Linked DNA regions of Mus musculus: regions 2 and 3 are each linked to region 1. Evidence: chromatin loops called from intact Hi-C (ENCODE). Cell type or tissue: left cerebral cortex. All regions are shown on one strand.

What was found. Hi-C counts contacts between places; a loop is a spot of excess contacts. Peaks named below come from ENCODE experiments on the same cell type or tissue, not always from the same donor. Only the 100,000 strongest peaks of a DNase experiment are listed, where the experiment ranks them.
Region 2: a loop joins it to region 1, with 4 times the contacts of the local background. A loop is called at or near these places in 14 of 42 quality-filtered maps.
Region 3: a loop joins it to region 1, with 2.1 times the contacts of the local background. A loop is called at or near these places in 12 of 42 quality-filtered maps.

Annotation. Positions count from the first base shown.
Region 1 is chr11:64,897,731-64,900,230 of GRCm38, forward strand. It overlaps Gm12292 (a long non-coding RNA gene), which reads right to left and starts at 1,353. Exons shown (of 5, transcript XR_001780237.1): 1 at 1,212-1,353. In left cerebral cortex, a CTCF peak has its summit at 1,232 (motif pointing left); a DNase peak (open chromatin) is centred at 1,235.
Region 2 is chr11:63,919,459-63,921,958 of GRCm38, forward strand. Hs3st3b1 (heparan sulfate (glucosamine) 3-O-sulfotransferase 3B1) reads right to left here. Exons shown (of 2, transcript NM_018805.2): 1 at 1,876-2,500. The coding sequence starts at 2,429. Among named protein-coding and RNA genes, the nearest start is that of Hs3st3b1, 1.6 kb to the right of the region's middle. In left cerebral cortex, a CTCF peak has its summit at 1,199; a DNase peak (open chromatin) is centred at 1,193; H3K4me3 peaks cover 1,607 bases.
Region 3 is chr11:64,742,959-64,745,458 of GRCm38, forward strand. No RefSeq gene overlaps it. Among named protein-coding and RNA genes, the nearest start is that of Gm30305, 25 kb to the left of the region's middle. In left cerebral cortex, no CTCF peak of the experiment used is centred here; a DNase peak (open chromatin) is centred at 987.

The sequences.
Region 1 (2,500 bases):
AAGCTGGCAGTTTCCCTAGTTTGATCAGGTCTTATGCTGGTGACCACAGCTGCTATGTGCCCATCTGAGAGGTCCACGCCTTGCCAAGAAGACAACACTTCACAGCTCTCCTCTCAGCCCCCAGTTCTTGCATCCTTCCTGCCTCTTATTTCACAGTGTTCCCTGAGATCAATGCAAGAAGAACTGAAAAAGATGTTCAATTTAGGATTGGTATCTATTCTTGACTGTCAATATATGTATAACCACTGTAGGTATGCTATGCCAAAGTTTTATCAAATATGGTATGCATATACAAATGTAAAATATATAACACATCATATATGTGGTGCATATATATATATATATATATATATATATAAAACACAAACATGATTTAATAATTAGTAATAATGAAAATCAATTTGAATAGAGGCATACTTCTACCTAGAAAGATTCACACACACTGCCTTGCTCCCTAGGGAGCAGGGCTGGAGGAGAGGGGCTTCTCCATATATCTTGCACTTTTCTACAGAGAAGATTCATCTGATGATAACATGAAGAAGTGTAACACTAGGAATCTGACGGTATTACAATCCTTCTCGGTCCTTGTCCAGTTCTCTGTTGGTAACAGAGCGGCAGCTGGCTGAAGAGCACAGAGCTTTCTTAGATTTGCGGAAAGATGAGATGTGGAGACAGGTGCATTGGCCTTGACTTCCGGGCATGAGCTGAAGTGTGGACCAGCATAGCCTGGATTCAAGCATCTATCATGGAATCTTGAGAGAGAGAGAGAGAGAGAGAGAGAGAGAGAGAGAGAGAGAGAGAGAGAGAAAGAGACCGAGAACATCCCGGTCATCTGAGAGCACAGAACCGCTGCCTGAGTCGTGGCGAATTCCGAGGTAGAGATGGCACAGAAAAGCAAGATTGAAGTGTGGAGCAAAGTTGGCAGACAGGGACACAGGGTTGCACTCCAAAGAAAGGGGTCTCAGCAGATTAGAAACGCAGGTTGCAGGCCAAGGTCAAATTTGGAATGGACTGTAACATGGAATGAGAAATCCGATGTTTTCTAATTTCTACAGGTTTCTCTTGAAATTTCCTTCAGTAAACACGTTGGAAAAACCACTGCCTGCTGTGTGTGGTCCCCACAGCACACAGGCATGGAGGTCATAGCCAGGACAGCGGAGGAAAAGCCAGTCTAGAAACCAGGTATGCCAGGTGCTGTAAAGCCGATGTACCTTCTGCCCTCTGCTGGCAAGCTAGGGAATTACGACAGCGAGGCTCCTGCCTTAAAAGGATGTCACCCAGACAGCAAGCAGCTTCTGCACCAGCGACAAGTAACCCTTTCAAGTTGTTATCGTTCTTATCTGGTAACAGTTCGGTGAAGCGTTGTCTTCCTCCTCTGCAGAAGAATGCAGGCCACGGGGCACAGAGACAGGGTGCAACATGCTACATGCCCTGCTTCAGCCCCCAGTCTCCTCTCCACTGTGCCAGCCAAAGGCTGTAAGCCTAGTCCAATAAGTCAGAAGGCCCAGACCACCAGTCAGATTCACGCTTTCGGGTGATCTGGGGGAAGGCTGGGATCTCTTTAGGAACTGGAAACCATTAGAAAGCTGTATCAGGAATATAGAAGGAGAACAAGATCTTTAGTGTGGGGGGAGGGTGATTTTGGGATCTCTCCCACACCCGCACGGACCCACGTGCTCCTCACTTTATTAGCTTTCCTGGCAAGCTCATGATGATAGGAGGTGCCTTCTCCACCACGGGTTTTACACTCACAATATAATAGAGGGAACAGAGGTGAAGGTGGGCTGTCTGTAAATTGTCCTGACATCTCCAAGCTAAACTTTTGACACCAGTGTCACCCTGGCAGCCTGAACCCACCAGGCCAGGCCAGAGTCAGCAAGGAGAGGTCAGTAGCCGATTAAGCAAAGCTCTCTTGTCTTACCCCAGCTGAGGTGCTGAGCCCCTTAGCACCTTGTCAAACACGAAATTTAATCCCGGTTTTATTTTCCAATTGCTTTTTAAAAAACGCACTCCCCATTCGGGGCGATAGGGGGAAAAGGTCCTTTTAAAATGATTTATTACGTGTTAACAGCTAGAGAAAACCTAAACAATGTCTCCATAAAGACCCAAGATCACGTTTTTAATTAAGAGCCACAACTTTTAATGGCAGGCATAATGTGCCCATTCATTCCAGGGCACGGGCACCCTGGGTAACCCAGCAGTCACATTCGGTGGAGGAATAACACCCTTCAGTTCGCACCTCAAAGCCTCCTGTTAAAGAAAATAACAATAACGTAAGCCCCTTTTAAAACAAGCTTGACATTTTAACAGAAAGGACACATTCTGTTGGAGGGCAGGGGCGCCTGCTGCCACTGCTTCTTGGGCTGACAATGGTCCTCTCAGTGCCTAGAAGCTCGCCAGCCTCCTAAACTGCATTGCACAGCTAAATCACTGTAAACAAGCCCAGTATGAGTTACCTGGTCAGTTCCTGCCCAAACTCGAGGTGGTGGTGGGGGGGGGG
Region 2 (2,500 bases), 980 kb before region 1:
AGGGCCTCCAGAGCCCCAAGGGCGGTGGCAGGTGGAGGCAGCCACCTCTGCCGCCGCCTCTGTGTGAATCTTCCAGTGGGGATTTCCACCACCTGCCCCAGGTGCCTCTAAAACCTTCAAGGGCTCAGCGACTCGCCCGCCACTTGCTACCAACCCAGCCCGAGTGGGTCTGGTTAAAAAAAAAAAAAAAAAAAAGACCCAGGCTGCCTCGGGTTCGGCTCCGCCAGAAATGATTCTAAAGATTAGCCTGCCACCAGGTCCTCGGAACCTTATCCCAGGAGCCCGTTGTGTACAGGACGAGTGGAGGCAAAGAGGTAATGGCATCAACAACACATCGATGGCAACAGCCTACAGATAGCGAAGGCCCCCGTGGTAAACTGCTCCTGGCTGCACCCAAGGATTCACCCTTCCAGGCCCAGCCAGAATCCAAGTTATTCCCAGTGCCCGGATGAGACCCAGGACTCATCGGACGAGAATCCGAGCGTTGCACCCGGAGTCTCCATTCTTAGCCCGCAGTGTTCTGGGAACTGTGAGAAAGGAGACCGTCACTGCTGGCTTAAACCTCCAGACTTGGGCAACTCTTCCCAATTTAAAATAATAATAATAGTAGTAAAGAACAAAGGGGAGGGGGCGAGAGAGGCTGGGAAGGAAGCTGCTTTAATCCTCAGGGTCAGGCCCTTTTATTTGCCACGCCATCCGTGTCCTAGAAAGTATGGTCGAGGCAGAGAGCCGGGTTCGGTTCGTGTTTCTCCTTGTTTTCGGAAATCCTGATGCTCTTTGAAAGTAATTGGGTCTGGGGGGAAAAAAATCGAGGGAGACGCTAATGCTGGGTGATGACCTAAAGCGCTGAGGACCCGGCTGGGTTTCCGGAAACTGGGGTGTGACCCCTCCAGCAACTCACACCAAACCAGCAGCCCGGGATGCAGTGGGCAGAGGTCGTGAATGTGACCCGGGAGCCTCGGTCCCTTTAGAACTGGGCTCACAGCCGGAAGCCACGACCCCGAAACAACCCTCATTTCTCAATCAATGGCCCAGGGATATTCTTTGAGGTCGGACATGTACCAGGTCCGCAGAAATACACGTCCTTGTCTTGGCGCTCCCAGCACCGAGACCGGGAAGGCGAAGCGGCTGCGCCGGCAGCGCCTCGGGCGCCCAGAAGCCTTCAAAGAGGCTGCGCGCTGCAGTGCGCGCCTTTGCCCGACAGGGACCAGCACAGCTCCACGCCCGGCGCGCCGCAGCCAGCAAAGTCGCGCAGCCTCCCGGTTACCCTCCCTAGCACAAGCGCCTCGCAAGCTGAGCGGGTCAGACCCCCTTCGGGTTGCGGCAACAAGAAGAATTGTAACAAAAAGTTAGACTCAAAACACCCTTGGCTCTGAGCCTTAGCCTGCGCCCCTCTCCCCATCTGGGCAGCAGAAGCGACTCTAGCAGTTGGTGCTCGTTAAAGGCTGTGACCCAGAGGCGCACAACACTCCTCCCCGCGTCCCTGGCTGCAAGAGAGACAAAATCCTAACCACTCCGAGTTATTCGCGTGGGATGCGGCCACAGCCAAAAGGTAACCGGTTCCTCCGGCGCTTTCCCAGTAGCTGCCGGGTGGGTGTCTTTGTGGAGAGATCACCTAAATGGTTCTAGGGCGCAGCATACCAGCCAACGGTGCCAAGCTAAAAGTTTCTGTAGGTGGCTGTCTCAGCCTACTCCGGAGCATCTGATTTCTCCCCAACTGTCCACCAGCAATGTGCGGTCGCACTTTGGTCCCCGCCCGCCCTAAATTGACGGAAGTTGTACCCCTGCTTCCCTCCCCACCTGACGCGCAACGGCCGGTGGGGGCTCACGGTCGGGATCACGGCCGGCGCAGCGGCCCCTGGAGAGGAAACTCACCGGTACCAGGCAAGACCCTTGTGGTAGCTGCGGTCGAAAAAGTGGGGCTCGGCGCCCACGGCGCGCACGTCGGGGTGCACGCGCAGGAACTCCAGCAATGCCCGCGTGCCGCCCTTCTTCACCCCGATGATGATGGCCTGCGGCAGCTGCTTGCTCCCAGCGCCGCTGAAGAAGCTGGAGATGGGACTGGGGGAGTCCGGCGCCTCTGGACTCTGCTCCTCCTGGCTCCCAGCGCCTACTGTCTTATCCTTGCCTGCAGCCAGCGAATTGGCCGGAGGTGCCCGGAAGGGCATCTTAGGGGATGTCTCATTCGGAGCTGTGACCAGGGCTGGCTGAGCGTGAGTAGCGCGGGACCCCGAGCCCAGGAGCAGCAGGCCGGGAGCGGCGGTACAGGAGCCGGCGCACGAGTACAAAAACATGTACAGCCAGATGCAAAGCATGGCGAAGAGCAGCGCGAGCTTCCTCCTCACCGGCGGCGGGGGCGGCGGCGGCTGCGGCAGGAACCGGCCCGGGACATCGAGACAGGACCGGCCGCCGCTCAGGCGCTGCCCCATACGCGGCCCGCGGGCGCGGCCAGGGGCATGGCTCAGCACATGGCAGGAGTCCCGCCGGAACAGAGAGCACC
Region 3 (2,500 bases), 150 kb before region 1:
AGATACTGGAGCAGTAGCTGAAAGCTACATCCAGGGTAGGCAGAGAGAGAGAGAGAGAGAGAGAGAGAGAGAGAGAGAGAGAGGGGGAGAGAGAGAGAGAGAGAGAGAGAGACTGAGTTAGTCAACTGGAGTAGGTTTTTGAAACTTCAAATCCCACTCCCAGTGACATACTTCCTCCAGCTGGGCCATATCCTCCTAATTCTTCTGATCTTTGCAAACAGTTCCACTCCCTGGTGACTCAGCATCCAAATATATGAGCCTATGGGAGCCATTCCTATTCAAACCACCACAGTTCCTAATGCACCAGCAGTATATCTCGACAGGACAGCCATTATTGTAGCCCACAGGGTTTGCAGTTTGAATAAGATTAATGATAACTTTTCTTTAAAAAAAATACTTAAAAGAGTGGTGAAGGTCAGGTGATCAGGCACCTCACTATAAACTTTCCATAAAAAGGTGTGCCTGTATACGTCTGGTTTTTTTATGACTGCCCCATCCTAGTCTGTTCTGGTGACTGACAGCAGAAATAGTCCCACCGTTCTGGAAGCTGAGAAATCTAGACCAAGATGCTCATAGGAGGTACCTCTTCTCTGCCTTATCACACAGTGGAGAGAAGAGCAACCTCTCTTGGATATCTTTTATGCAGTCACTAATCCCTGGCACGGAGAAGCCACACTTATAATCTCACTCTCTTTGAGTACCCAGCTCTGAATACAATCACACCAGGAATCATGTTCCAATGTAGGAATTTGGGGGGAACACAAGCGTGAACCCCTTCCTGTTCTCAGGTCCACTGAGTTAGGTGCTATAGAAATATATAAACTCACAGCTAATTGTGGATGATACACGAGACAGTACACAGTCACTGGGGACACTCTCATCTGAACAGATAAATCTGCACACACCAAAAAAAAGCAGGAACAGATCTCACAAAGAGCCCTAAACATCCACAAGAAGCACTTGGAGAAGCTTTTCTTATCCAGCAGGCAAGCTGGAGCCATGACTCATAAATATGCAGTCAAAGAAATGAGCTAAAACAACGTGTGTAGCCCTCCCGGACAACAGTTATGATCTCACTGAGAACATTCAGTAAAAAGACATTTGTCTCCTTTTTTTTTTTTTTTTTTTTTTTTTTTTTTTGCCTTCTTACAACCACAAGCAGACAGGGAAAGGAGGGCAGGGGCGAGAGAGGGATAGAGCTGCTGTGTTGAGCAGACCACCCAGTCCATCTCCCCCAAAAGCCACTCCAGCCACAGGCCTGGCCACCCAAGCAGGAGGGAGAAGAGTGAAGGCATTAGGAATGAGGCGGGAGGCCTTACACAAACACAACAGAGTCTCAAGAACCCAAATGAGATACTTCAAAAAAACCAAACGGGACCCCAAAGTTAGAGAATCAAGCTGAGATACCATTAAACATGCCCTTCCCAGAATAGAGAATATGACCAGCAAGGTAGTTAGAAAACAATACATCTCTTTCATATTCGTCTCTCCAACCCACACATATACACAAAAATAGACTTCTTAATAAAATATCTGTATGAGGCTCATGAGTCTTACATCTTTTGGTTGCTTTGAAAAATTAGATAAAGACGATCATTGTAAGACCCGGTGTCTAGGCATCTCTGAGTAGCTGCAAAGGGCTTCCTTTCTTCTAAATATTTTCTGCTGTCTTTTTATCTGAGAGCAACTACTCATATATACATTCATAGGCATGGTCACTGGCACATACTTTTAACCCATAATCTAACTGTGCATATGCATGTGTGCACAAACTTGTTTAAAGGAAGTGGTGTCTCGTTGTCACCATGTCCTCTGTCCCTAGAGACAACACTGCCCTCTGCCCGGATCCACAGATATTCTTAGTCTACAGTTGTTAAGGAAACTTCCAAAGCACATGGAAGAGCCTCTTAGGCCAAATTCAAGTCAAAGCGTAGAAACACTGATGAGCAAGTTTTTGATACAAGGACAGGACACTCATTCAGGCTCCATAAGGATGGATCACGGTGAAAGAACGAAGAGCCTTGTACTCTGTTGTACTTCTTCTTCCCTCCCCATCTTTTCTCTCTTCCTTTCTCTGCTCTCTCCTCTCCTCTTTCCCTGCTTCCTTTCTCCCTCCTTTTCCCCCCCTTTCTTTCTTCTCTTCCCCCTCCTGTCTTCCTTCTTTCCCTCATTCCCCCTGTCCTTTCCTCCATCGCCCTCTCCCTCCCTTTCTCTTTGCTTTCTTCCTCGCTCCCTTCCTTCCTTCTCTCTTCCTCCCATTCTTCTCTCCTTCCTCCCTTCCTTATTTCCTCTTCTCTACCTATTTGGAATATGCCTTCCCTGGGAAGACAGAAACATTTACCCTCCTTATACAATCCCAGAAACAACCCAAAGAACACTTCACACAATTCCACCAAAGTTTGCCCAGAGGATTTGAGCTATACTCAGGAGCATATTATCTCAAAGGATAGTAGAGAAGTTTCTATTAGATGGATAAAAGAAAATCTGTACTTTCCTTGAT